2 separate regions of the Mus musculus genome follow, and region 1 is linked to region 2. A link is a loop called in an ENCODE intact Hi-C map of the cell type or tissue named here. Cell type or tissue: heart. All regions are shown on one strand. Each heading gives the region's core, and the rest is flanking DNA. Links, peaks and the distances in the headings are about the cores only. Region 1 holds the start of Arhgap24 (Rho GTPase activating protein 24). Region 2 overlaps Arhgap24 (Rho GTPase activating protein 24).

Region 1 (15,495 bases), core at 2,423-10,422, 210 kb before region 2:
CTGAATATGGGTGAATATGGTCAGTTTCCTCCAACTCCAGCCACTGTGACTTCTCTGCTATAACAGACTGGAACCTAGAACATGAGCTAAATCCTTTTCTCCCCTAAATTGATCTTGTCAGGGGATATTGTCATAGCATCATGAAGCACAACTAAGATGAGAAGGTGAATTTTGATTTCTTCAATTAGATAGAAGTGATCCCTGACTGAAGTTATAAGTTTCCTAAGAAACTTCATTCTGACTCTGTTCTTTATGTTTGAAATTTACCTTTTAGCACTTGCAACAAATGTTTATATTGACTGTGTTGATCACTTTGGTCTTTCCATAATCAATGAAAATCTGCTTTTGTAACACCATACAATGGGAACTCACATCTTCAGATGAGCAAAATGAACACTTTCTATGAGTCAACATGGGAGGCACTATGGGAAATGTCCTGTGGGTTATTATAAGGATGATAGGAAGTCTCTGTTAAAATATGTTCCATATGTCAATTCATGAGCAGTTGTAAGCTTCAAGTTGAAAGCAATCTTACCTGGTAACATTATGACTCTAGTAATTCTGAGCAGCTGAAAAGACACCTATGCTGTTAGCGGAACATGGGCCTGAGCACTTGGGGAGAAAGTCTTTGGCAGGGAGAATACCAAGTAATAAAAACCAAGAAAGAATACAATATGCATGGACGACTTAAGTGGAATATATATATGTGCATACATGTTTAGCCCTACATTCCTCAACAGTAGAGGTATGTTCTGAGAAATATGTCATTATGTCATTTCCTGTAGAGCATCTTAGATGGGTTTACAATAAACTACATAGTTTAGCACATTATATAACCAGGGTATGTGGCGTATGTCAACTACATATATGGGTGTATCTATGGTCTGCCTTTGATCAAAACATTGTTATGTGGGACAACAATAAAGTAAAAAAAAAAAAGACTATTCAAGAAACTTTTGCCAAAAATGAAGGACAAATGCCTACAGTTGATACCTAGTATTTCAAAGAAAGAGGTTTTGCTTGCTGGGAGCCATTTCTAGGATGTAACTCTGCACTGATGACATTTTTGAAGGGCTCATGTTCGTTCCTTCTTGGTATCACCCTTTACCTTTTTGTGAAGCACTTTCAAAGACTGATATTTGCAGTTTCAAGGTTTCATAACATTCATAGAAACATACAGATTCTATTGTACACAGAAGCGATATGTGAACACTTCTATTTGAAATTATCTCCTTGTTCCAAAGGGTTGCAAATGCTTGCCACTCATGAATATATTACAAAACTCTTGACCCTACATATTTGTAATATGTAAACAGTGTATGCATTATTCATACCACAGCTCTTGGCTGCTGTGACATGGAGTTGGCAGCAGCAGGAGTGTAGTTAAAACCCACTTGGAACATAAAAATATTGAAGGTTTCTAACAAAAGACTGGTTGGTAAAAAACAGTAATTACTGGAGTTTAATGACATAATTTGTTCAGTGTCACTATAGCAATTTTAAAAAGAGAGGCAGCGAAAGGTCCAAACCCTTCCTTTCTGTACTGCAAGAGTCAAGGTTAGAATAAGGGTGTAGCATAGCTTGTTTATTAGCATTGTTAAAAATAATGATCGAGTTAATTAAAATTGAATTATGGTGGAACCATCTAGACAGACTAATGGCAGCCATTTTAATGAGTTCCATTAATGGTAGCAATAATGATTAAGCTATTTTGAAACAGGCTCAAGAGTTTTCTTCTTTATAAGAACTCCCTTATGCACATTTCTTTCGTGCCCCTGTTGGAGAATTCCTAGTAAGATGATATTTTAACTGTAGAAATTGCTGTGACCCTGACAGCTCCACAGTGAATTCTGTAATGAATATGCTGATCATGTTTATTGGAGGAGAGCAGTTATGATCACAGATCCTGTGTCCCACCCCCACTGGCATTCCTCTCCCTTCAAACATAATGCCAGCTCAAAGAAAAGGTGGCTTATAAGACAGAAGCCCCAAAGTCCTTCCTCAATTTTTGGAAATAGCCTATCCCTGTGTAATATAGATTGGCCCCCAGATCCACCTTGTCATAGCCTCCAAAGTACTGGAAAGAGAACTATTCTTATGTAATGAGTTATTATTTAAGTTGGTCCTGATGTCTGCAGTCATTACAAAGCTGGTGTTCGCAGACTGAGTTTACATTTAAGAACCTGTTGTCAGTGGAGGATCCATTAGATAGCAAATAAAAACATGATTGAGCAAAGGCAGTAATATTGCCCCAGTAAAATACACAGGCAAAAAAGATTTTTACTGGTAATGAGTTTATCTATACATATTATTTACAACTGTGTATTTTAGAACTGTAACCAGTAATTACAAAGTCAACATGGACACAATAGTTCAATCAATTATACTTATATGACTAGCTTTGGATTTTCAGCCTATTGAGTTTATTAAGCAAAACCATCTAAATTCGGTATTTTACAGAGGGACTTGTGTAGCTAGAACAAGAAGTTGCCTAGTATATCCAGGGCCTCAGGGTTTATTCACAGTACCTTGGGGTAAGGGGAGGGAGAAGGAGGAAAGACATTGGACATAGACAGGCATGTTAATTTTGACATCAACTATTTGTTGATAGAATTAAAAATCAAATTTACTATAATCTTCTTTCCTTACATTTAAATACTTGTACAAAATTGTGGTTCCAAAATTTCCAAACCAGCCGGGCAGTGGTGGTACACGCCTTTAATCCCAGCACTTGGGAGACAGAGGCAGGCAGATTTCTGAGTTTGAGGCCAGCCTGGTCTACAAAGTGAGTTCAAGGACAGCCAGAGCTACACAGAGAAACCCTGTCTTGAAAGCCCCCCCCCAAAAAAAACTAAAAAAAAAATTCCAAACCAATATGATTCATTCATGCAAAATTTATCATTTAAGTAAGCATTTGTTGTTTTGCTTTACTTTTACAAATTCATATTAAGAGTAATAAGTTATTTTGTGCATGGTAGGGAACTTAATATTAAAATTCTGTCTTATGAGATTTATTTATAAAACCGAATATAACTGACTTTTTTTTTTTTTTTTTTTTTTTTTTGGAGTTTTCATCCTAAGCGAAAAAGGAGGCAGGAATTCCTGCAATTTCTAAGTTCAATTTATTGTTGTTTTGTGTGTATGGATGTTTTGCTTGCATGCATGTATGTGCACCACTTGTATGCCTGGTACTAAAGGCCAGAAGAGGGTGACTCAGGATCCCCTGGAACTGGAACTGCAAAGGGTTATGAACCATCACACAGATACCAAGAATCAAAGGCAGGTCCTCTGCAAGAGCAGCCAGTTCTCTCCATCATCAGCCGTGTCTCCATCCCCACAGAAAACTTCTGGCTAACCTTAAAGCCTACTTACATTTCTCTAGACTTTGTTATTTTGTTTTGTTTTAAAAATGGAAAACATAAAACCTAAATGTATGTAATTTTAGAATTTCAAAATCAGTTTCATAGCATAGCTGGAGGGTCACTGATGGTTTGTTGCTATGTTGTGTTTCCTATTGTAATAGGGCCCAGAAATAGGACCCGTTGACCCAGAAAAAATATTTTAATGTTTACAAACTGATTGTGAAAATTTTAATATAGTCGTTATATCTCTCTCATAATTTATAAACGCTTAGTGTTTTCCTAGAAGTGTAAAGTTCAGAAATATGATTTCTTTATAATGTATATTAAGAAAAATGTGAATGGGATCATCTAAAATTAATTATTTATTGTCATTGTGGCTGTAGGCATACATTTTTTGCATCCTTCTTTTAGTAAGGGTTCAGCCTCTCCTCTAGTCCACCACCCAGCAGAGGTAGTGGAAGAGAAAAGTTACTAGGGTGTGGGGGAAGTGGACTTGTTCAGCAATAGTTCTTTGGGGGCGAGCTTGATTTTCTTTGGCAGGAGTTCAGTCCCCTAGCAAACCCCAAAACCAATTCAGCCACTACAGTCCAGTCCTTTCAGTAAGCAAACATCTAGGCAGCTGTATAGGTCAATCCTGAAGAAGCTGCCAGGCTTGCCAATCAGCCCAAGGTAAGGCCAAAGAAGCAGCCAGCTGCTGCGGGCACTTCAAGAGCAGTTCCTGGGCGCATTTCTCTCGACGGGCAAGTTATCACAAGTTGAGCTCAACCATGCTATATAAGATGAACCAATCCATCTGTGCATCTAGCAGAGAATAGTGAGGCAGAACAAACCAAACCAAGGCTCAGTGCTCGTCTCCTACTGTCTGTGGGGTCATATTTATACTCCCTCATCAATGGTCCTTTCACGTGTCTGTTATATCCAAACAGCCTTTCCCCTGTGTCTGCTTCAGGAAAAGTCTTTCATTTGTTTGTTTATCAAGGCAGCCTTTCACCTGTGTGCCCCAGCAAAGCATTATTTGATATAACTAATTTTCCAAAGAACTAGAAGTTTCCACTTCAGGGTCTATGCATTGAAGTTTAAAGAACACATGAAACAAATGTAGAACATGACAAAATATCTTTATACTTATATTAAAGGAAGGCCCAAATTTATGCAGGGTAGAGTAAGCCTTCTGTTAGCCTGTAAAGATGATTCCCGGGACTTCAGTGCCCAGAGCGTAGCCAAGAACAAGTATTTGCCTTACCAGTCATCTGTGCATTACCTTAGAGGAACAGGGAAAGCTTTACTTTAAACCTTTACATTGTCCATTTTAGTGCCTGAATGTAAATTTTGTCAAGGGACAGATGGCACCGGGACTGACTTCACACTGCAGACAGTCTTGGAGTTCAGAGGTGACGCCTGACTTTTGACTGTATATAGGGAATCAGTCATGTGTATAACTTCTAGCTACTTCTTGAATTTTCCTCTTCTTTCAGTATCCTTTTTTATATTTTTTGATATTAATTGATATTAATATCAAAATATTTGATATTAATTCCTGTGGAACACTTGATAATTGAGTATTTATGACAGTTAGAAATTTAGTCAGGGGTCTAGACAGAGTTTACATTAGTTAACGATGTTTGAAGGCTTAAATAACAGACTTTAGGCTTGGCTCTGCATAACCAATAGGATCAACGGAAATCACAATTCTTTTTCTATTCTTCCTAAGGCTTTTAGAATATCATCCCCTGGCTTTGGGAGCTGTTGATATTTTCCCAACACAGATTTTAGTTCTGCTGTTCATTCTCCAATCTGGTGCGTTTATTTCACCCCATATGAAACTTTAAGAGACCATTGGACCCCACTTTTCTACTGATGTTGTTACAGTGGTGAACGCTGCCTAAGTCCCACCCTAGGTAAGGAATGGTTTGCTAAAGACCTAGCTTAAATTATTTTGCTGGATTCTCTGGTTTTGGCATTGCTTTCTTCATAAACTTGGAAATTTTTCCCCCACAAAGTTGTTGCCAGAGAACACTGGGGTGACGTCATCTCAGTTATATTGAAAGTGTCCTTCTTGGCTGTTCGTCAGTGTCTCAGCCGAAGTCCTGAGGCTTGGGTTTCCATTCCTGTGGACTATTCTCCATCACTGTCAACCATGTGCCTCTCTTCTCAGTATCTCCTTGAAGTGAACACACAAAGACAGCAGCCTGTCTTTGAGGATCTGTAGGGCAGGCTGCTCAGTGTTTAGAACTTCTCCCATCTGTCCCCTCAGTGTGAATCCCAGTTATCAATGCACTCCTCAGCTTAGCCTTTCCACTCTGCAAAATAAGTATTTTTAAACATAAGCTTTGGGAAAAAAAAAAAGCAAGAGCCCCGTGGTTCTATCTTCGTTCTTGGCTCAGTAGCCCATATTTTGAGTCTCCTACTTTGATTATTGTCTTGTTGAAATACTCCTGGGAAATCTAGGAGGTAATTTAAAAAATATACTAACATTTACATTATTTTTTATTGACTTTCCAGAATATTTATTACAGTGGTTTTTCCAATATTGAGGAAATAATGACCTCCGTTCTAGTCTTTAAGCAGCCACTCTTGGATTATCTTTTCTGTGTTTTTCTTTTTAAAACAAGCTTATTAATTTGATTTATTATTATTATCATTATTTTAGTTCCACTGCAAGGAGTTAGTTTTAAGATTTGAAATGTAATAATCAGTTTTTAAGGGCTAATTTTTCAAGTTCCTGAATTATCCAAACCACTACTGTTCCACTTACTGATATTTCTGGCTGGTCTTTGACCAATTCATTGTTCATTAGCCCCGCTAACAGAGGAAATGGAAAACAGTCACCTTTGCTATTTGTTCAGAGCTTGAATAGGAGTTTGGATAGGGTAGGCCATTCACAATAGTACCTTCAATAAGGTTTAACCTTGGTCTGGGTGTGCACACTATGTCCCTCTTCATAAGAGAGTAATAGTTGTTAAGTACTTGGGTAACTCTAGTGATATAGGAAAGGGATATTCTGCTGTCCTTTGTATAAGAAGACATTGCCCCTGTCACATTAGTGAAAGCAATCTAGAACTGGCCTCGGAGAGCCTTAGCCTAAGAGGTATCTCGACCTTTAGCGGCTTACATGAGAAAGGACAAAACAATGCACTGTCCTTTCTTTTGCAAAATGTAAATAATAACCATAGTCTTTTCCACAGGTTTGCTACAAAAAAAAAAAAAAAGAAAAGAAAACTTCATTATGGGAAGGCAGTTTTACAATTACAAGAGCTGTTTCCATCATTTTATTATTTCCTTTACTTACGTATTTGAATGAGTTACACTGGTCCATTTACAATTTTTATTTAGCTCCCCTTAAAAAGCACTTTGTTTAATTGATAGTTATGTCTGTAGTTTATAACAGTCAGTCAAGTTGCCCCTTGACAGTTTTCTTAGGTTTATAGGACTTAAAGCAATGACTTTGGCCCCAAGTCTCATTCATAGCTGAGGCTGAGGAACCAACACTGGGTCAAGTATTCAACCCGTTCTAGCCAGCATCTCTTCTCACTTACTTTCAGATTATCCAATGGATAAAGCAGACAATACAAAGGGACGAGAAACAAAGACTGGAAGCCGAAAGCATATTCGTTGTTTACGAAGCTTAAAATATGATAAAAAGAGGCAGCCTAAGGGTTGCCTGGACAGCGTTCAGGCATTAGAGTATGCTCAAGCGAAACAGCATTGAATATCCTCAGTCTTGAACTCACTGCTGAGCCCATCAAAGGAAAGACACATGTCTGGGAATCTGTTTGACTCTATGGGTGTGTATGTATGTGCATGGTGTGTGTACATGTATGTGGGTGTGTTTAGGTAATCCAGGAACTTGAAAAATTAGCTCCTAAAACCTGAGTATTGCATTTCAGATCTTAAAACTAACACCTTGCAGGGAAACAAAAAATAAATTCAACCAAATTAATAAGCTTGTTTTAAAACGAAAAACACAGAAAGGATAATCCAAGGGTGGCTGCTTAAAGACTAGAATGGGGGTCATTATGTATGTGTGTGTGCATGCATTTCTTTCTGTGTGTGTGTGCGCACGTGCGCGCACAAGTGTGCATGTTTATTTACATATTCCTTTGTTCATTGGTAAGTGCAGAATAGAGACTATGTAAAGCTAAGATAGGAATAAAGTCTGTTTTAGAGACTTTGTGATTGAATCAATACAGAGAAACTCTAGAATAACAAGTTATTTAGAAACAAACCACAAGTATAAAGCAGAACTGTCAGGGAAACCAACTAAAAGGAGCCCGCTGATCCCGGGAGGGAGGGAGGGAGGGAGGGAGGGAGGGAGGGAGGGCTTCTTTAACAGAATCTGGTGACTCTCTGAAACTAGGTTTCTTTATTTGTTACATGAGTGCTATTATTACACCCATGTGTACATGTATGACACATGTGTGTGCTTTGGAGACATCCCAGGCTTTGGATGCCCCAGAGCTGGAATCACAGGTGGTAGTGAGCTGCTGGGCGTGGCTGCTGCAAGGCAGACTCTCGTCCTCTGGAAGAGCGGCAAGGGTTCCTAACTGCTGAGCCATCTTTCCAGTTCTGAATCTAGGATTAAGAAGCATCAAAGGCAACGGTTTTATTTATTTATTTATTTATTTATTTATTTATTTATTTATTTATATGCGTACACCGAAGCTGTTCTCAGACACACCAGAAGAGGGCATCAAACCCCATTACTGATGGTTGTGATCCACCAAGTAGTTGCTGGGAATTGAACTTAGGACCTCTGGAAGAGCAGTGGGTGTTCTTAACCACTGAGTCATCTCTCCAGCCCTTAACTGGAATTGGGAATTGGAAATAGCACTGGAGTAGAGGCAGAAAAGACCCTTCTCCGTTTAAAACATCACCCAGACCACTATACAAGCTAGGCATTTACTACAGAGTTTTTTAAAAAATTAGACAATACAACCATATTTACATGTAAATGTGGAAGTCATGGGCATCTTTTATTCTTTCTTTTCTGAAACTCCATATCTTCTAAATTCCAAGGATTGAACTAACTCTTCATTAGATTAAGTGTAGATATACATTTCATTGTGGATTTCTTGTCCTGCTTACTCTGGTGGTATGGGAGGGTAGAATATGACTTGTTCTGACACCAGAGTTATATCAGTTCCTAAGTGTGTGCCAGTGGCTGACACTGGGCCACTTTCAGGTTCCAAATGGTAATGAACTCTTTTCTTTAAGCCATTGGCTATAGCCGATCAGACTGATGTTCAATATGAATGATATCCAATCTAACTGATATTCAATGTGATTAATATCCAATCTGACTGATGTCAAGTGTGATTAATTGATAGCAGACCCGACTGATAGCTGATCTTAGATGGAGTAGCTGAGCAGGAAGGATTCTGCAGATCTTCCTCCTGTGCTCTTTTTGCTCCTTGTCTTCATTAATATATTTCTACCAGAGATGTAGTTGGATTGCTTCTGCCCATTGAGCCAATGGTACCCCTGACTCATGTGACAATGTTGTCTAACAAGAGGGTGTGGGCACAACCTCTCTCAGTGTCTTTCCACTGTTAGGTCCAAAGGAAACTCCAATTTTCCAAACTCCAAGAGGCAGTTTGTACATCCAGAAGTGAGTGCAACCTGGGCTGACTATGGGTGGATTTTAGATAAAAGCCAGTCTTCCTCAGGAACTTGTGAAGCCTGAGTTTCCCTCTACCAAAAGGAGTCACTTCCCTCCACACTAGCACAAGGAACAGATGGCTACCTGTAGTGACTATTAGCATATCAAAGCTCAGGCCGGCTGCCAGGATCCCTTGGTATACCAAGGACCTGTTAGACATTTCAAAGTCCATGCTGGCATCCTAGCCCTTCATAAGTACTTGCCACAAACCCAAAACTCACTCCAGCTCACAGGCTTCCTCCCTGGAAGCCACTCACTCTCCTTATAGCCCTGCTATTCTCTCTTCCTGTTTCTCCCCGTTCTCCCTCCCTCCCTCCTCTCCCCCTCCCTCTCCTCCTCCCCTCCCCTCCCCCTCCTCCTCCCCTCCCCTCCTTTGCTCTCACTGTGCTCTGCTCCTATTCCCCTACATTTTCTCTCCCCTGCTGTTCTCCCCTCTCTCACAGGTAGCTCTGCCCATGTCCCGTCTGCTGGTCATGTTCAGTCTACTTTTTGTCTCTCTCTGTTCTGGACTCTTCTAGTTGCCTCTGGCTATTCTCCCTCATATCTACAATAAAAACCTTCCCCTTCACCACCCCATGGGGCAGTCACATTGTCAGTTATACACTAGTGTACTTGGCTAAGACTGGACTGTGTTAGATGGAACTTCCTATGGGAAATAAAACAAACAAACAAACAAACAAAAGCAAAAGCAGGCTCTGAAAAACAGCCCCGTTTTAAAGGCGGGCCTCAGTCTTGGTTCTCTGTGCATGTAGCACCCACACAAATTCTGCTCTGTTGCCAAGAGTCAGTAGGAAATGCAAGGAGTTTGGCAAGTCTTGACTGTTCTGTTTTGTTACTGTGTGTTTTGCCCTCTTAGGAATTTATGTTTTCCCCAATGAAAACATAATTAAAGAGCCTAGTCTCTGATATTAATGAACAATTGGGTGGCAGGACAATGACTAACTCTATGCTAAGGGTTTCAAGGAATCTGGTAAGGAATCTAATGAGAAGGCATTTTTATTTTAAATGAGGAAATCCCATTAAATTACATTTTCATTCCATACTTGTTTAATAGTAACTAGTCATATGTGAAAACACTGGACCCATGGAGTTTACAAATGTCTATCCTGTCCCCCTTCACTGAATTCCTAATGCAGCCTGGCCTAACAGGAGCACTGTCCAGGGGGACTTTCTGGTTGGGTGATGTTTCTGTCCTTGACACCCAGACAAGTTGTTCAGATGCGAGGCCGTTATCTTCTTTCCTTTGTCTTCTTCCTAATTGTTTTCTAGTCTCTGGAGAACTTCTGGTCCTGAAGGTGTTCCATGTCTTCCACGGATGGACTGTGTGCCCCAAGGCCTACCTGCCTTCCATAGCTGGCTTTCTTTTCCTAGACGCTCCAGTAGGTGCCTAGGACTCTGGATTCCTAAAAGTTTGTTTGTCCCTCTGAATTAGTTCTAGGGTTTGCAGAGTTATGCTTCACCCTCAGGATTAAAGTTAACTTGACACCATTACTTCAAATGACCCTTTGGCCACACCCTCTGCAGACTCCCCAGAGCTGAAGGAGAGACATCACTTCTCAGAAGCCACCACCTCTGGTGAGAATCAAATGTCTGCCCGCTGGTTCCAGGATTTATCTCTTCTTTAAAGTTGTTACTGGGCACAGGAAAGCAGCGTCCCAAACATACTTAATCCTCTCCGGGGGTGAGTGGTGCAATCAGAATCCAGGAAGCAGCAAGTGTTACATTCCCTAGTCACAGATTTTTATGTCAATCCCAGCAGGCTTCAGTGCAGCACCAGCGTTGTTAGTTATACACTAGTGTACTTGGCTGTAGAAGGGTCTGTGGTCCTTCTTAGCAGATGGAACTCTTCCTTTACCTCATCTGCCGTCTCCATGACAACCCTCCCCTTTCTCTTTCTGTGTTCTCTCTAGCCTAAGAACCCCATACATCACACTGGCTGGTGAGATGGTGTCAAGTGGAAACGATGGAGACAGAGGTGTGAAGGCCAAAGGCCTTGGACACAAGGATGGGATGTATCTTAATCTCTCAGCCTGGGATCTGCCGGGCAGCCTCCCTGAGTTTAATTTGTGTCACCTTGGGTCTGAATTGCTGTGGTAACATTTGTTATAACCAGAAAGTAGGCTCCCAACCTAATAGCAGTCTTGCCTTTTTGAAATGTCACAGTCTTGAATCATACCTACTGACACTTGTCTTCCAGGGGCTCTCAGGGCATGGAATGTGTGCAGATTTCATTTTGGTTAATCTCATTGTTTTGCAGTTCTCATTTAGAACTGCCCACAGGCTGTCACTTGACAGTGTTAACAGTCCGCCATTACAACATGCAAGGCCTTGTGAGCCGCTGAAGGTCATCTATCCCACCAATTAGAAACACAGGCCACATGGCTTCTGGCTAGGGGTTCTACACACATTTTAAAGGATCAGGCAAAAGAGCTTATTCCCCCCCCCCCCGAACTTAATTTCATTCATTAAAGGGCTGAGGTGTCTCCTGCCAGAAAAATCAATTTTCTAGTGGGACCTCGGCCTGGGATGGAGCAGACTCATCCCTACCCCCGCCCCGGAAACCTGACGGCAACAAAAGCAAAATACCTATTCGTGCCCATCCAGGCTTGTATGCTCGTCAGCCTGAGCATGTGCCTGGACATCCCAAAGGACAAAATCCAAAACACCAGGCTTTAGGAAACCTAAGAGTGCCAAACACCTAGAACAGTAAGCGCTCAGTGGGTGGGAGTGGGGAGGGCTGGGGGCTGGGGGCTGGGGGCTGGGGCAGTCTATATCAGGAATATATTTGCCACCTTGCTCTGAGAACTCTAAAAGCATGTCAAGACGGTTTATTACACTTAACATCTCTCGAAATGCCTGACTAGAGCACACTCATCTAAATACGTTTTTAGGAATAAAGCTTAAGCTGGAGAAATAAGATTTGGCAGAGATGGTGGCAGGGCGCGCATAACCAGTGTGTGAGGCTTGCTGAAGGAACACAAGAGTGGGGGCTTTGGGTTCCTTACATTCTCTCACCCATAGCCACAGATCTGTGAGCAGCATGCCCTCATGCTGCATTTGGGCTGAAATGAACGCAGCCAACTGCAGAGGGCCCAGGCAGTGGTGTCTGATGGGGCGCCCGCCCAGCATTGCTCTGGAGGTGAGGCTGGCGTGCAGGGCGGGGCTCCCGCCACCCCACCAGTGCTGCTTGGGTCCTCTGAAGCCGCCAGCTGCCAACTGAAACCCGAAACCCGGCTGCGTCTGCGGGCTGGCCCCACTCAGTTGTTCCAGCCTCTTGTACTGTATATTTACACATTCACACACAATCACTCTTTCTAACTTCTTGACTCTTTGCGCAACTGCTAGGATTTCTCAAGTGCATGTGGCAATTCAGCCCGGGTGAGAGAAAGCCGGTGGGACTCGGAAGGGAATCACGGGGCCGCGGGGCCGCCCAGGCTGCAGAGGGGACAGAACTAGAGCGAGACAGCGACTGCTGGGGGAGTCCCCCCCAACTTTCCATGCAGCTGTGGCTCTGGGGCTGCCCGGGCTTCCTCTGAGAGCAGCACGCAGGCCTGGCGAATGGGGTTCTGCGCTCGCCCTGGGAAGTAAAGGGCACCCTGCCGACTGGAACTCATCTTTAGGCCAGTCCTAGGAGCCTGGACATCGGAGCAGCCGCCAGCCATCCCTTGTAGGTCCGGCATCCCTGGCAGGGTAGGTGATTTGATTGCTGCTGTGGAGCTGGGGCTTGGGGGGAGGGGGGGAGAAACCACCCGGAGGGTGGGTGGATAGCAGCTTCAGGCTATAGGGAGGTAACTGCTGTGAGCCAGGAGCAACGCTGGGACCATACTGGTTCAGTGTGTGTGTGTGTGTGTGTGTGTGTGTGTGTGTGTGCGCGTGCGCGCGCGCGCGAGAGCACTCGCTTGCGTGTAAAACACAACAAGCAGGCATCTTGTGTTTCTGACTTACAAAACAAATGCAACTGATACAGTCTCTACTCCCGCCGTCTACCTTCTCCTTTCATCTGCTGATGTTTTAGCTAGTTTCAGAGTTGCCTAGACAACTGGCGTGTGGAGGTAGATTTCAGTATATATTGTGTTACTATTGTACCGGAAAGTGGTAATCTTCGGTGGATTTTAAGACACACAGATGGGTTTAGACTTCTTGAAGGAGTAGTATTTTGAGGAGGTATCCACCTACTTTAAAAGAGAAGCAGGCAGTACATTCTTATTAAAGATAACTTTAGCAGTATTTCTTGTGAAAGTCCTCAAAGAGAGATTATTAGGCGGAATGCCTTTGAGATGCTAGGCTGTCTAATATGGGCTAGTGACCCAGCTCCTGGCTCCACTGTAATCTGTTCCAACTCATCTGAGTAAGTCTCTCCCTAGTGTGTTTGTTTTTGTCCCTTTACTCACCATATTACAGATTAGTCCCGTTTAGCTTCCAAAACATCACTGTTTCATCCCATTCTTCAAAAAGGAAATGAGAAAGTCAGGTGAGGTGCCTGAAATATACAAAGTGTAAAAGCTTTGCTTACTCATAAGTATAAAGTTTTGTCTTGTTGGGTCTACTACTAAATAAGAGAAACTGATTCGAATCTGGGGACATTTGCAGTGGTATTTAAAAGCTATACAGGATTGCCGAGATAGATGGGTAGGCAGATTCAATCCGTTCGTTCCCTGACTCTAATTAGAGCTCAAAACTAGCCCTTAAGGTCAAGAAGTGATGTTGGTATTGAACTGGGCATCATAAAACATGCAGAATCATTAGGAAGCAAATACAAAGGTACCCGAGGCTTGTGGGTTCTCAATCTCCCTCTAAATTCCCCAGTACTTACTTCATCTTCTCTGGGAATACTTCACCTTCCAAGAGAACTTAATCATAACCACCTTTTCATTTTTCCTGAGTGCCTACCCTCCAGAAAATACATCACTATCTGCTCTCTAGAGCCTTTATGGAGTTGTCAGAGCTTTTGCCTTAGACATGGTGGAAGGCAAAGCCATCAAAACATAACTGTAAAAGAAAGAACATCTTTTCACACAGAGGAGAACGCATGTTCTTGGTAGCAGACCTTTTCAAAGGAATAGGGAGCAGGCTGAGGTTTTGAGGTACATGGAAGTAATGTACAGCTAGCAGGATATGGGGGGTTGTAATTCTCTCTGTAGGAGAAACTCAGACCCCTTGACTTTCCACAACATTGCTATCATCATTTTCATTTCAGCATCTGAGGGCTTTGGATTTAACACAAGGGTGGTTGCTATCCAATAATCTTTCTAACCTAGTAGTAAGTGGGACAAAATAAAGTTTTTCAGAACAAATTGAAAAACCACTGTAGAAATAAATAGCGATGTTTCTTTCCAGACAAGAATATAGTGTAAACTAGTTTTGGCTTATATCTCCAGTGAAATTTGCCTCCGCATTTGATTCAGATAATAGCTGCCAAAACTCTGAGAGCTGTCCTGGATGGTGGATTCATTTCCCATGTAATCCTGAACTCTCCTGGGTGGAAGGTGGGGGCGGGGGCGGGGGCGGGGAGGGGCGGGGCAGTCGGTGGGTGGGAATGAGCAGCTGTGTACTGTGAGATTACTTTGCTATGGGTCCAGAGTCTAAGTGGTGTTTACCAACAGTGCCCATAAGAGCCCCCGCTGTGACCTACTGGCCCACTGAGGAGAGTTTTCTTCCTGGCTTCTAGCGTCCTGGTTGGCTTCTCTAGGTGCACAAAGGCAGTGGTGCTGTGAAATCTTGGCTATGTATGTTAGTTTCCTGTTCTATGAGCAGGGCTATGGTGCTCTCTGTTACCTGGAATCCGTTCCCTCTGGTATTTTCTGGTCAAAGGTGAAGAGACGAGTTTCCCTTTAATTCAACATGTGTTCGGCTGATTGCTTCTTTCTGGCCCATCTTGATTATTTTTATTAAGGGTGAATGTTTTGTAAAACTAATCTGGGCAGGTGAGTGTAGTCTTAGCCTGGATCCCAGGAGGAAGATTCTGCTACACAACTTGTCACATATGGATGCAGAGGAGAGAGGAGAGTGAGGGTAAGCAGACTCTTAAGCCTTTATTAGGCTCTAATCACATTGCACTGGAGAGAGAGAGAGAGAGAGAGAGAGAGAGATTGATTTATTTTCAATAAAATGATGCATGTTTACTCCTAAAGCCATGGCAGAGAGAGAGAGAGAGAGAGAGAGAGAGAGAGAGAGAGAGAGAGAGAGAGAGAGACTTTTATTTTCAATAAAATGATGCATGTTTACTCCTAAAGCCATGGCGGAAGGACTCAGATTTGTCCCAGATAGAGAAAGACATCTTAGAATACAGTTGTAAACGGACAGTGTTGCATGAAGCCAGTACTGAGCTTCATGTTGAATTGGACAGGGGCTCATCATCCTCTGTGACTAAAGATTTACCAGGTTCTATTGGGTTCTGCACACCTGGAAGAAACTGGATCATGGTGAGGAAGACTCAAAGAATACTCATTTTTCAGAGATTTTGTGCTCATGTGT
Region 2 (15,495 bases), core at 3,700-11,699:
GTGTCTGTCTGTGTTTGTGTGCATTTCTGTGAGTATGTGTCTTATTCTGTATGTGTGTTCATACCTGTGCATGTGTGTTTGTATGTCTGTATCTTTCTGTTTGAGTGTCTGTGCCTCTATCTCAGTGTGTTTGTGTGTGTGTGTGTGTGTGTGTGTATCTATGTCTCTGCGTCTCTGTGTATGTTGGTCCGTGTGTCTATGTGACTCTGTGTGTGTCAGTCTGTGTGTCTGTGTGTCTCTGTGTATGCCCATGTCTGTGTTTGTGCTTGGACAGGAGGGTTCCTGTAGAGGCCAAAAAAAAAAAAATGTCATTGGATCCCCTGGAACTGAAACTACAGATGGTTGTAAGCTAGTCAATGTGGGCCCTAGAAACCAAACTCCAGTCCTCTGCGAGAGCAAGTGCTCTTAGTCACTGAGCCATCTCTCCAGGCCTTGTCTGTGCTCCTTTAGGGACATGCATTCCTAACCAAGGCTCCCAGCATGTCTCCATCTACTTTGAAGGCCTATAGCTTTTGTTGTTTGTCTCTCTCAACAAGAATGCTAAGATCCAAAAGAACTGGGAAGAAGATTTATTCACCATTGTGTTCCTAGCCCAGCAAACTACCTAACAACACGCTGTTTAATAAGTACCTAGTATACAAAGGAAGGAAGAAAGACAGAGGGGAAAGAGGGAGACACAGAATAACATGTGGGAATGGTAAACACCCAATAAAATAGGGAATGGTAGATAACCAGAAGCCCTGAGTGCTATAGTAACCTGATAATTCATTTCAACCCTACATTTGAGCTGATTCGCTTCACGCATAGTTAGGATCAGGGATACACAGAGCCAGATACAGAGCTGCAGGCTGTGATTAGGAAGCCCAGGCAAGACGATGACAAGAGACTGGGGACCAGGGTAAGGACTTGTCTCACAAATAAAGGTCTGTAAAGCAGACCTTACACGCCAAGTTCCTGTCCTTACAAAAGTAGTATTTACTATCTGAATGAACATCTGGTAGAAGCAGTCTCCCCGAAAACATTTTGATAAACTCTCATTTTAGGGGTGTCTGGCACCATTAGGATGAACAGTTAGGAAAGATGCGGCTCTTCTAGGCAAGGCACCATTGCTAGGTCGGGGGGGGGGGGTGTGTGTGTGTGTGACTGCTGGCATTCAGTGTCACCCAAATGAGGAAAGTGATCTCTACCAATGTGTCCCAGAGCCTCCCTCCACCTCTGCGTCTAGCTTCTCAACTGACCTCCCAGAAAGCAGTCCTTGTTATTTCTAGTGCCCTGAGCCCCCACAACTGTTACTAACATCTCTCCTATCGTTTTCCCTCTGTAGATGTGTGAAGAATCAATTGTTGTGAAACCACTTAATGAAAAGAAATGAGATGGTTTATATTCCAGTGTTAAAATGTGAATTTCTTTTGCCAGGCTCCGTTTACTTCCTCTCTTGTGTGATGGAAGTCTATCCCTAAGCCACATATGAGTCTCAGGAAAATCTAGAATCCAGTGTTAAGTCCATCTGCCCTGCTTGGTCTGTTGTTTACCTGTTGGCTCCTAGCACATTGACTTGGTGCCTCCTATAACATGAATGGCTCCTTCTTCACTGCATGTCTGTTGGCAGTGACATTGCTTTCCTTGTTCAGGTCACAAAGCCTCAAGGGCACCATGGATGCTGCTGCTGAAACTACTGCTGGTGAGCCACCAACACATAGGAGCTGCAGGCAGCAACCTGACTCTGTGCTCTGTCCAGTGACCTGTGACTCAGTCATAAGATAGGAGCTAGATGCAGTGTTGCTCAGGATATTAATCATAGGTTAAAAAAACAAAAAACAAAAAAACGAATGTCCATCACTGGAAATTAATCGGAGATGCAAGGAGATGTTAATATAGCAACTGTGTGAATCCTACACCCTTTATGTATTCTGACTGCCATAGCATTTACAAATTCTTCCTCGTCTACAAGTTCCTTTATTTGAGAACATGGAAGAGGTCAGACTCTTGGTATCTGAGAACAGTGTAAAGAAATTATGCGGGGAAGGTCACTGGAAAGGGCTCATGATGAAAGAAAGAAGAATGACTCTAACACACTGCTTGGCTTCTGATTCATAAGAGACTGATGGCAGTGTGGATAACCTGTGTGTCAAGCTGGGCCGAGGCTTCAGAAACACGATATATTGCTGAAGCAAGAGGCAGAGCTACCCTTTGAGCAAAACGGATCTCAAGGAGTCCTTCACCAACTATTTATTGAAGAGTAGTTTCTAAGAGTTACCTGATAGAATCAAGTTTTATCTTTGGCTGCAAATAGTACAAATCGAGACGGAGTATAGAATCTTTGTCTGCACGTCTCATCAGGATTTAAACACGTCTCCCATGAGAAGAGTCGGATGGTCTACTTTTGGAAGGGCAACTTGCGTGAAACAGATTCCAAAGGTAATGCTCACTGTTTAATTTTTAATAAAAAAGAAAAACAGTGAAATAACTGCTTGGCATCTTTGACAACCGTCACATACGTGAATCCAGAACCCAAATACACAGCACAGACGGTAGAGGTCAAACACCTCAGAGTGGATAAGTGTCTGTAGTTTTACGTGTGGCTAAAATGTTTTGAAGGATGAATGTGTTACCTCTGCAACCTGGAACAGCTAAGATCTGGGAAACACAAAAGAATCAGTAACTATGATTGTTGGTCATCTTCCTTGGTTATTGATGCCCCCCCCCCGAAAGACCCAACAAGCAGCTGAAAGAGTCAGATGCAGATATTTGGACAGAAGCAGCTGACCCCTGTTGTTGAATTAGGAAAAGCAGAAAGAAGCTGAGGAGAAGGGCGATCCTGTAGGAGGACCAGTGGTTTCAATTAATCTGGACCCACGAGATCTCTCAAACTCTGGACCACCAAACAGACAGCACACAACAGCCGATATGAGGCCCCCAACAAGCATACAGTAAAGGACTTCCGGGTTTGTGTTCATTCAGAGATTATGTACCTAACCCTCAGGAGAATGGAGGCCCCATAAGAGATTATGTTCGTGAGTGTTTGAACAACTTATTATTGTTTTCATTTCTATCTTCTAGACATGGATGGCATTTGACAAAGGCAACCAAAAATTCTAAATCTGTGAGACTGGAATCAGTACAATATGCTCCTCATTTGTGTAATAGTTAGTTTTGTTCAATATTGCCTAAAAGAGGAAGAGCTGTGTTAGGTAGGAAGATTTTGTGGACAGAATACACATTCCCAAATTCATAGTTGAGCACTCTTCCACAGTTTCTACTTTCTTTTCATTTTGCTGGTTGTGGTAGAAGGCAGGCTACAGCCGTGCAGCCCACCGTGTTAGGAGTAGACTGCTGACACGCTGAGACTCCTGGTGCTTGCTCTTCTCTCCTGTGTGCCCTGTGAAAGACACAGCATCACGCTGTTTATTTCTATCACTTAATTCCCAACACCCCCAGCAGGTAGTTTTTTTAACACATGATGAAGTTAGCAGTCATTCTCAACCTTCCTATTGCTGCGACCCTCTACTACAGTTTCTCATGTTGCAGTGACCCCCCTCAACTATAAAGCTACCTTTGTGCTACTCCACAACTATAATTTAGCTACTGTTACGAATGATAAATATCTGTGTTTTCCAATGGTCTTAGGTGACCCCTGTGCAAGCTGCTGTAAGGACTTCCCAAAGATCACGACACCAGTAAGCAAGCAACTTGAGGCTTGAATCCAAACTATTATTATTTAAGTTGGCTTGTTTAAGTTGTAAAGAAATTAAATGAAAGGAAAATTAAAATAAAATCTCCTCTTATGAAAGAATTGCTGGTATCATCTGACAACTTCATAGAATGTTCCCCAACTGGAAATGGTTGGCTTGAGCAATTCTCAGTTTCACTGGGATGCAGGGGCCATGTGCTTGAAAAGAAACTGTGAGGAAAAAAACTGTGTGAGCCTGGTCTCCCTTGACTCCCGAAGGAGGCTGTCCTGATGTTCAGACTGAGGCAGACTACACTCACAGGTACACAGGTGCAGTAAGCTCAGGAGTTTTTTAATGTTCCACAAATAAATGCACAAAAAATGATGGAAACATTTAAGGGAAAAATCACTTTGAGAGCCTAACCAAAGGAAGCTACATCACACAGAACACAAGAGAAAGGAGACCCGTTATCCTCGAACAAGATACTGAACCAACTTCACACGCCACCTCTGTGGTTGAAGTGTCGCGGTGGTGGCTCAGGTTTCTCAATATCCACTCAAATCTGCTAAAATTAGTGTATTTTTGAAAAAGTATAGTTTGTTTACAAAGCCGTATATTGTCTTATAGAAATCTCAGAAAGGTTAAAACTAATTGTGAATTAACTTTCCTACTCATGTCAGAAAAGGTTTGGGTTTTGTGTTTTATCAACATTATTGAGATGTGTGCTGTGAGTATAACTTGCCCACTTAAGGAATGAAACTAAAAGACTTTTAGTACTTTCAGACAAGTACAGACATAACCAACACCAAGTTTAGGATACCCCCTCCATCCCCAAAAGCAAACATTGTTACCAACTAGCTGCCACTATCCACTTTGCCCAAGCCCCAAGCATCTACCCTTCTCTGAATAATTTTTCTCATTCTAAAGATTCTGTATAGGAGTCATAATGCTATAGGGGGTACTGGTGATTATCTTTGTTTATGTAACATAATGCTTTAAGAATCAATCATGCTACAGTATCAAATGTCTTCATTTTGGATGTATAATAGGAGATGTACTGACAAATGCTTTGTTTATTTATTCATCGCTACCCATGAACCCCAGATGGGGAAGATGTCTTCTGGGAGGTTTCCTCCCCTGACAGAGTCACCTGAGGGCAGCACAAGACCAGGCATGTCTCTTTAAAGAGCCCAATTCTTTCGTTTTCAATGCCCACCATCTACTTTAGTCCCAGGGTGAATGGATGCCCAGTCTCTATGCTATTAAGTTCTCCAAGATGAAAAGTAAGTTTGGAGACCACGACACACCTGGATTTCTGTTGACTGATTTTCTTAACGTGTCCTCTCCTGTGTCCAGCTTGGATCTGGGAGGACGGTTGGGCTTCTTCCCTGGCTCTGCTCTAGCCTGTCTTCCCCTCCTCCTACCTTGCTAGCATCTGTGGCCTTGAATAGTTTCACTCTTCTTATATATTTTTTTTTCCTCTGAAGTTTCTTTGCTGAGAGATCAGTGTGCTTTTAATTAAATAATGAACGAAGGACATCAAAATTCAGAGCACAGCCTGTCAGTAGGTGCTGCTTCTGTTACTGCCCACCCCTGTCCAGTGCTTCACTCTGCCCTCTGTCTATTCCTGTCTCCTCATTCTTACAGAAGCCGTGGCCTATCTCTCCTGAACTTTTCCACTTACTCTCTTGGAATGCACTTTCTACCAACATTCCAGGAAGGCCACCTTGAATGAATCTGAACTAAGTCTCTAGCTGCATATAACCTTCAATGCTGTCCCTTCACACTTAGCATGCACACCTACCTCCATGTTAAACTCCAGCATCCCACAGAGCCCACCCCTCCTCCTCTTGTTGTCCTCATTGGTGTCTCCCAGCCATACTGGCTTGTTTTGACTCCAAATGCTCCAAGATTTTTCAGAGAGAAGAATTTCATGACATGTCAATAATTATAATGCGCTGACATGTGTTTATTGTTGTTTGTTTTGTATTTTGATTTGTTTCCTGCATTTTCCTTATTACCTGTCTTAGTCAGGATTTCACTGCTGTAAACAGACACCATGACCGAGGCAAGTTTTATAAGGACAGCATTTAATTGGGGCTGGCTTACAGGTTCAGTCCATTATTATCATGGGGGAAGCAAGGCAGCATCCAGGCAGGCATGGTGTAGGCAGAACTGAATGTTCTAGATCTTGTTCTGAAGGCAAACAAGAGAAGACTGTCTCTCACGTGGTTAGGAGGAGGGTCTCATTGTCCATTCTGAGAGTGACACATTTCTTCCATACCTACTAATAGGGCCACTCCCTGGGCCAAGCATATTCAAACCACCACACTACCTGAGCCTCAACTTAAATACTTGCATTTTAAGAAAGCTTCCTCTGGACAGTAACAATCTCCAATCATCATTAGGCAGTTTGTCAAAATTCTAGTACAGAAGTTTGAATATTAAAGCTAATAACTTGTTTAATTGCTTTTACTCAATTTGTTCAAGCATGTTCCGTGTGGTGGCTTATATCTGATACTATATAAAAAGCCAGATATTGTTGGACACAGTAGCACATGTAGAGACAGACAGACCTATCTATAGCAGATCTATATGTGTTCAAGACCAGCCTGGTCTATACAGCAAGTTCCAGGCTATCCATCCAGGGACATAAACACATGTACACACACATCTATCTATCTATCTATCTATCTATCTATCTATCTATCTATCTATCTCTATATCTATCTCTCTATCTCTCTATCTCTCTATCTCTCTATCTCTCTATCTCTATACTATATCTATATCTATATCTATATCTATATCTATATCTATATCTATATCTATATACCCTCTCTCACAAGGGAAGGAGACCAATGTTCATTGCTCTCTTCCCTCTTCCCATCATGCAGGTGAAGGGCATGTACTAGATTCATCTTTGTAAAGACATTGCTTTCTAACATGAGCACATGCCTTCATTCTCTGTTCAGAGACTATCGTAATGCACAACTGTACTTTATGGATACTTATCAATACTCTACACTATCCCAGGAGTACAGATGCTATGAGAGTAAGACAGAAATAGTCATAGCCTCCTTTATGACACTTTTCTTTGCTTACTATATTCAAATTCTTTTAACTTTATGATGCTAGAAGAGCTGTTGTATTGTCTTTATTTTAAAAACAAATATTTAGGATACATAAGCTTGTTCTAGGTTGCCAGACATAAAGTTGCAAAGGCAGGGTGGCAGAGTTGGGTTGCAGAGTCAGGAACCACTCCACAAACCAGAGAAGCACAAGAAGGCTTTTCTCCCTTCAGCACTAGAGAGATGCATGTCTCCCTTATACAAGGGGGAAAAAAAAGATAACATAAGAAAAGAAAAGATTAAAAAAAGGAAAACAGGAAAACTATTGGGCTCACACCCACCCATGACAGTGAGGCAATTATAGTCACTATTTCTATTGTTTTTGTTAGGGAAAGCAGGGGATGGGGCTTAGAGAAAAATCTGAGTCTTACTGACTTGTAAGTAAAGATAGAGGATAAAAGCCAGGCATCACCTTTCATCCAGCCACTAAGTGTGAAGGTACACACTTAGAACCCCAACACTTAGCAGGAAATAAGAGAACAAGGAGCTCAAGGCCAGTCTATTCCATGTAGTGTGTTTAAAGCCAGCTCAGAATACATAGGCCCCTGTCTCAAGAAAATAAAACAAAAATTAGCCATCACTCTCACAATGTCTGTGTGTCTGTCTATCTGTCTGTCAGCCTGACTGTGTAGTTCATGTGGGGATATCAAACTGTGGGCCTTCCATGTTCTAAATGCTCCCTATTGACCCACCCCCAAAGCCAGGCCTTCATTTCATGTGAAAAGGCCCCTGAAAGTGCATGGTTAGGGTCATTATCAGTAAGATTGCATATGCTGTCTTAGGACAATGCCCTTTGGATGTTATGGGTCCAGGCTAGATCTATTCACATGGATGTGTGTGGTCTGGAAATGAGCAAGAACAGTAGATAGTAAATCAACTGCTGTGTGCCTGGTGGAGGGAAGAGAGGAGTGCTTCCCACTTGGATGTGGCCATTTTTTTTTTCTTTAGAGAGGAATTGTGGAAATCTGGCCAGCAGTTGAGAGAGTAACAGAATTTTGCTTCTCTGTCTAATGATATTTTGGTACATGGTTTTATAAAACTATAGTTCCCTTCTATCATCTAATGATGAAGGCAAAGACCAAAACCAAATGAAAAAAATCTTCTGCTCTGTATAACCAATAACCAGAGAAGGGTTATGGGAAAACGTGACAATGACCAAGAGCCTGTGGTTTTGTCTACCAAGGTTGAGGAGGAAGTGGAGAAGTCAATGGCTGGAATACATCCATCTGCCCTAAAAGATCCAGAACATTCGCCTGATTACCATACGACCTGAGGCATCTGGGAGGGAGACACCATCTGCTGCTCTTTGGCAGGACTTGGTCATCAGGGTGGAGAACGAGTCACTGTCCTCAACTCTCAGATATTGGGAGCTGCCCAAGCACATGCTTTCTACTGGAGGAGATAAATGTGTCTTGATCTGAGGCATTGTTGATGTCTCTGCTTTATCACACACCCTGGAAACTAGGAGAGAAAGAGAACGGGAAGTGTGGGAATAAGGACAAGAAATACTGACTCGTTTGGCACACAATTGATTCAGCTCAGTGGCAGAGTGGAGCAGGGAACCCGAATTAGCCAAATAACTGATTAATTGCTGTACATGTAAGCAAAGAGACTAAAACATATACATCTATGGATTTGGTGGGCACTTGGGTACATAGTGACCTAAGAATGGATACACATGCAAACTGAATTAATTTCTTAAATTCTGCAAGAGGCAACAAGGCATTAGGTAAGTTTTCATAATGACATTTGGGTAGATTCTTTAATTAATTTCAGCTTGTAGCAGTGGACACTGAGGTGGAATAAGAATGAGCGAGCTGCATTTCTGGGACCAGGCTTAGCCCTGCTCTGTGTGATCCTAGAGTGTGCAATGTTGTCTGGTCATGTCATCATTATAATGAGTTCTTTCAAGCCCTTTCCATGCCGCTTGCTGGATATCTATTTCTTGATCCTGGTACTAACCAGGTACAAGCCTGCTTTGCTCTGAACTCAGAAGAGATCAGTGCCTCTAGGGTGGTATACTGTAAACCATCTCATACAGTGCTTGGAGGGCAGAAATAGTGTTTTAATTTTGTTGTGTCTTCATCACTTATGAACAAATAGCCACCTTTGTGGCTTTTAAGCACGTTTCTTAAGCTTGTTAAAATATAGATAGTTATGGCAAAAAAAAATCTCTGAAATTCTTCATGGGACACCTAAATTAATAAAATGTTGTAAACCCCATGATTTAGATATTGCCTGAGACCATAGTCATGAGTAACTGCTGCTTATGTAGAGATCCAGTGCATGTTGGGGAATTCTGCACATCAATTAAAATGAGAGGTCCCTGAGCAATCATAAATGGTTTTAAAATCTAGGTTAATCAAGGAACAATTTGAAACAAAGGGCAGACAACAATGTAAATTGCAATATAAAGCCACCCAGGCTGAAAATACTACATCGTACCAGAACACATCTCTGCTAGTAAGAAATCTAATCATATTTGGCATTATACTTCAATCCCAGAGAGCCAAGTCACTAGCTTATGTGACTTAGAAAAGCTATTTGTTTGGCTTCAACTCTCATGCCCGCTGACTATATGAAATTTTTAGAATTCCAATTTTAATCTCAGTCATATCTTTACCTTGTCTGTGAATGGAATTGACAAAAGATAAGTCACATAAATAATAAAAATAATACTCCTAGAACCCAAATACAATAAGAATACATAGTTAGCTTATTAGTTGTTGAGTGACACTCTAATATTGTGAAAGAATGAGTTATTTGAAGCTGAATAGCTAATTGAGTGGCTGTTTTCACAACTCTTTGCCCCGGTTGTTAGGAGCAAACCCCATGATTGTTTGTGTCATTGACATACTTGACGAATGGAACATCAGAACAACGTGTAAGACAAGAGGTCTGCACGTGATGAATCCTAGTTACAGCGGTTCCAGGGTTCCCACTATCACTTAAAACTCTTCTCCCATTTAATGATGACCTCACCTTTCAGAGTACCTTTGTGGATGCACACCTCTATAAGCTTTAATTTAGATGTTTCTTTTTATTCATTATTTTGTTTATTTACATTTCAAATGTTGTCCACCTTCCCACTTTCCCTGCCACAACCCCCTTCTCCCATCCCCCTCCCCTTTACTTCTATGAGGGTGCTCCACCCACTCACCCACTCCTGCCTCACTGCTCTAGCACCTCCTTATGCTGGCTCCTGTCAGCAAGTGCTTCTTGCCATCATTAATAGTATCTGGGTTTGGTGTCTGCAGATGGGATGAATCCCCAGGTGGGGCAGTCTCTGGATGGCCTTTCCTTCAGTCTCTGATCCATTTTTTGTCCCTGCTTCTCCTTTAGACAGGAAAATTTCTGGGTTGATATTTTTGAGTAGTCCCATCCCTCAACTGGGATTTACCTATTTACTGGACATGGTTTCTACAGGTTCTTTCTTCCCTTTGTTGGGTACTTTGGCTTATGTCACCCCTGTTGGGTCCTGAGAACCTCTTGCTTTCCTGGTATCTGGGACTTTCTAGTGGCTACCCCAGTTCCTCATGCCCCACTGCTACATATTTTTGTTCAATTTCCTGACCCTCTGTACTTCTCTTTCATCTCTTCCCATACCTCATCTTGTTCCTTCCCCCCCCCTTCCTTCTCTTTCCCTCCTAGGTCCCTCCCTCCCTCTATGTCCCATGATTATTTTGCTACCCTTTCTAAGTAGGACTGAAGCATCCACACTGTGGTCTTCCTTCTTCTTAAGCTTCATATGGTCTGTGAATTGTATCATGGGTATTCTGAGCTGTGGGGCTAATATCCACTTATCAGTGAGTACATATCATGTGTGTTCTTTTGTGTCTGGGCTACCTCACTCAGGAAGATATTTTTCTTAATAAGTATAATAACCACCAGAAGAATTTGCCACCTGATACAGAATATCATATTTAAAGGTAACCATAAAGCAGCAGACAGGGAGTATTTTCCACCGTTAATTCCACACCATACTTAAATGTGGGTGTGAGTTTAAAATAAGGTACCATTTTGGTTAAAATAGCTGTCACGATCAACTAAAGTATCTCAGTGTCCAGTAAAGGGAGAAAAAGGAGAGAGGCTTAAAAATGTAAGTGTTTATTTGGTACCTGTTAGCATGCTACCTGATATGGAAACCATGAGAAGTGAATAAAACATAGCCGCTGTTGCCATGAATATCTGAATAACGATCTAGCTGGCCACAGAACACCAGTGTAAGTATAAAACATGCTGGGCTGTTCTCTGAAGCAGCATCCTGAAGGAGTAGTTTAGAAGGATATTTCCCATCAATTCCACAGCTTATCCCAATGCCCAGCCAGCTTCAAGGCTTGATGCTCTGATACTGACTTTCCCAAATGCAGATCCTTCCCTTGGAGACTGAGAATCTTAGAAAATCAACAAACCAACAAATGGACACAATTACATGCAAAGGACACATTGGCTTGCAAGCAAAACCTAGGGCAGTTTTGTGGGCTTGTTTTGTCTTCCTATTGTCTTGGAGATTTTCCAGGGTGGTTGAAAGGGTGCAGCTGGAGCAGTGATATAAGTGCTGTTGGGTTTGCACTGTGTATATTGCTCAAGTGGTCAAATGAGGGGATTAGCAACCAGGTGCCCAGTTTGCAGGAATAGACAGGCTCACCTAGAACACCCACTTTGTCAAAGAATTTTCCCTTCGTGATTCAGATCCTAATCTGTGTAATGCAGCCCCACACTCCCTATCTTCTATGCTTCAGATTCAGCCATCCATCCTGTAGACCCACTAATCAGTTCCTGAGCCATCCAGACATCCTGTAGACCCACTAATCAGTTCCTGAGCCATCCAGCCATCCTTTAGGCCCACTAATCAGTTCCTGAGCCATCCATCCTCTAGACCCACTAATCAGTTCCTGAGCCATCCATCCTCTAGACCCACTAATCAGTTCCTGAGCCATCCAGCCATCCTCTAGGCCCACTAATCAGTTCCTGAGCCATCCATCCTGTAGACCCACTAATCAGTTCCTGAGCCATCCATCCTCTAGACCCACGAATCAGTTCCCAAGCCATCCACACATCCTATAGACTCACTAATCAGTTCATGTGTCATCCATCCTATAGACCTACTGATCAGTTCTGAGCCATCCAGCCATCCTGTAGATCTACTAATAAATTCCTGAGACATCCAGCCATCCTGTAGACCCACTAATCAGTTCTCAAACCATCCTGTAGATCCATTAATCAATTCCTGAACCATTCAATTTCAAGAGCTGCATTTTTTCTTGTGATATTTGTTTTGACTGTTTTTCTTCATCCCTTATAAAACTTTATTTTTAAAAACTATCCATCTTGTGCCCTAACTTCTATCTGAACTGTAGAGTAGGTAAGCTATTCTCTGTTAGGAAGTGACCTGGTTTGGGACAGCACTCAGGTTGTTGGTCTGTTTCTTTGAAAATACAGAAATGATAGTCTTCACAAACCTTGTTTCCATCTGATCAGATCAAGGTTGCGCATCTTTGCCAGTGGGTACAAATGGCCATGTCACAGCTGCGGCTTCCCCTCACTTAAATCCACCCTGCTCAGCATTAGAAACTGTCCTTCTGCTTTCAATGACATGCCTGAAGCAACAAGCAAATCCACCTCTGATGTAAGCATTTTAACTTTGCTAGGTCTCACCACGAGTTTGAGTTTCACTTTGATCTCAAATCATGACACTATTAAATTTTTTCCAAGGACAATGGATCTAATGCACATCTCCTAAGAGAAAAATAAAATGTCTGAGAGGCAGTCTCAGCAACTACTTTTTGTACCGGGACTGAGAAAAGCAAAGCATTGAGGACACATCAAACAAAAAAGAAAAACAGAACCCGCTATGTCATGACCTTACAGTAGCCCAGGATTGAGCCATACTCAAAGCTGGAGTTTAGTTTAAAACAGAATCATTTTTAGTGGTTTTTAAAAAATCATCAGAATACAACAGTCTATAGAAACAGTGCTTGAAGGAGTAGAGAGGATGTTTGTTAAAGGAATGGTGTTGTAATATGTTGTGAGGTACTCAAAGGTAGGAACAATAAACTAGGTATCCTTACTAAGATAACTGGACTCACCGAGATGCTCCATTTCTTTGGATGCCTGGGTTGTGAGAATGTGGAACACAGTACAGAATGCACGTCAACACTGCCCTCTACAGGTCTCAGAAGCAGTTACTTGCCTTAGCCTCTAAATGGCTGGATTTAAAGGCATGCTTGCATGAAAAGACTCAAACTGATGAGTGTTTTAGCTGTTAGGTACCCCGGGCCATCTCTATATCTCTGCACTAAGACAGCAGTTACACAAATCCTCGATGCTTCTAGGAACATATGATGTTGAGAGTTCTTAAAAGAATTTTATCTTGTGGTCCACTAGGAATGAAGACATGCTTTGCTGGAGTGACAGTGACAGAGAAGCTATGGGATATGTGAGGTCTGCCTGGATGCTCTAACATAGATAGCAGCAGTGTGGCTCTGATGTTTTCCTGTTATAGAGAAAATATAGTAAGATTGCTGGCCCCATAATAAAATCTAGAGAGTAGAAGGATATGCCATCCAGCCTAGAAGAGTAGCCAAATATTAGGGCTTCTTAGATGGAAGATGGGTGTTTTTATAAATTGTGGGTGTCTGTGACAAGCAATAAGAAATGAAGGATCATATAATTTAAGGTAGGAAAACTTCAAAAATGACTGGCTTGAAAAGAAAAGTTTCTGGAGAAAGAAACTTGTTTGACCTCACAAGTGTGAGAGAAAAAGGCCAAAGCCTCCCAGTGCACACAGCAAAACCTAAATGGGGTCAAGGTCAGAACTGCACAATGGTGTGGAACTTGTTGGTACTCAAACTTGCTTAATCATGAAGAGGAAAGAGCAGCTGTGTAAACACTGTGTTAGTGTTTGCTGGTATTTGGCCGTAATCTGAGGAGCAAGGCCTCAGATGTATGTTGTTTGTGTGAACACGTGGGCTATGGAGAAACAGAGATGTCAACTCCTACCTACATTAGGATACTGGATATAAGTGGTACTGAGGAGAGTAGGGGGAGATGGCTCAGTCCCTAATGTGATTGTCACACAACCGTGTGGACCTGAGTTTGGATCCCACTACCTATGCTTAAAAAGCCAGGTGTGGAGGCACAGGACATGAACTCCAGTGTGGAAGGAGGGCTGTGTGGGTAGATGGGGGTAGGTAGAGGTAAGAGGGTTATGGGACTCAGGAGCTCATTGCCTACCCAGTCTAGGCAATCAGTGATCTCCAGGTTCAGTGATACACTCTGTCTCAAAAGTTAAGCTGAGGAAGACATACTGTTGATCTCTGACCTCCCTCTATGTACCTCTATGTGTGTCCACCATCAAGGACACTTATATACACTTACATTCACCACACACAATGCACACAGAGTAGTAGACTGTATTAGAGAGGCAGTTACAGAAGGAGGAAGTCCTTCTGAAGTGCTCAGTGAAGTTACCACCAAGTCTCAGGAGAAGACAGCCACTCGCCAACAGCTCCCTGGTGGTAGGAGATGTCTTGGTTTCTTTCCTCTATGTAGTCACCTGACTGTCTTAGTCAACAGGGTGTGGTATGGTAACCGACAGCACTGCAGACATCATAGCCCTCTGACCACAGACAGATACTGAAGATCTCTTAGTAGTAGCCAACGCTTCTTGAATGAGGAATGACACATAAATGAAATGCCATTCCTATAGCCAAACAGATGTAGCATCAGTTAAGAATCAAATAGTAAGAAAAAAAGATTTAATGTGCGGCTTCAGATTATGTTCTAAATGTGGATTTTGAGGAGGTTTCTTTAATTCTTGTTCTGTGGACAACTTCAGTTCAAGTTGGCATTAAAAATGTTAGTCATTGCTTGGAACTCAACAAAGTTTGTGTATGCCCAGTGTCATATGTGCCATAAATTTATGTCCTTCTGTGAGCCGCATTTACTTACTTCTAAGGGAAAATCAAGGGTTTGCAGGCTGGAAGCCATCTGTCCACTGCACATCTGTGAGCTGTAACTAAGGGCTCAGGAGATGGATCTGTGGGTGGATAAACTGCTTGCTGCACAAATGTGAAGACAGGAGCTCAGATTCCCAGAACCCAAGGAAACTGGATGTCATCGCACATGTCTGTAATCCCACTGCCTCTTCAGTGAGATGGAAGGCAGGGACAGGAGAATCCTATCCCGGGAAGCTCACAGGCTTCATGTATGCCACAGTAAACAAGACCATAGAAAGGAAGGTAAGGATTTATAACAGAGGCTACCCTCTAACTTCTACACGTGTGCCATAGAATGCCCATATACCCCCCACATGAACATATCCATTCTATAAGCACATCTCATGTGTATGTGTAATAAAATGGTAAAAATGCTTTAAAGGAAAATTACTACTAATGGTGGTGGCAGTCATGGAATAGAGATACTAAATGTTCTAGGTACTTTTCTGTCAATGTTATCAAATATGGTGACAAAAAGCACCTTGGGGGAGAAGGACTTTGTTTTAGTTTATAGCTCCACATGTATGGAGTCCATCATGGTTTGGGAGACATAGCAACAGGCAAGAAAAGCATAGTGACAGGCACAGGGAACTGGGTGATTGCAATTCATCCACATACAGGAAGGAGCAAGGGCAGGAATAGAAAGAGGGGGGCATATGGATGGATGGGCGGAGGGAAGGAGGAAAGGAGAGGGAG

What was found. Hi-C counts contacts between places; a loop is a spot of excess contacts. Peaks named below come from ENCODE experiments on the same cell type or tissue, not always from the same donor. Only the 100,000 strongest peaks of a DNase experiment are listed, where the experiment ranks them.
Region 1: a loop joins it to region 2, with 2.1 times the contacts of the local background. A loop is called at or near these places in 2 of 42 quality-filtered maps.

Annotation. Positions count from the first base shown.
Region 1 is chr5:102,469,152-102,484,646 of GRCm38, forward strand. It overlaps Arhgap24 (Rho GTPase activating protein 24), which reads left to right and starts at 12,240. Exons shown (of 10, transcript NM_029270.2): 1 at 12,240-12,711. In heart, for the core only: no CTCF peak of the experiment used is centred there; no DNase peak of the experiment used is centred there.
Region 2 is chr5:102,679,728-102,695,222 of GRCm38, forward strand. All of the region lies in intron 3 of Arhgap24 (Rho GTPase activating protein 24), which reads left to right. Among named protein-coding and RNA genes, the nearest start is that of Gm30396, 56 kb to the left of the region's middle. In heart, for the core only: no CTCF peak of the experiment used is centred there; a DNase peak (open chromatin) is centred at 8,144.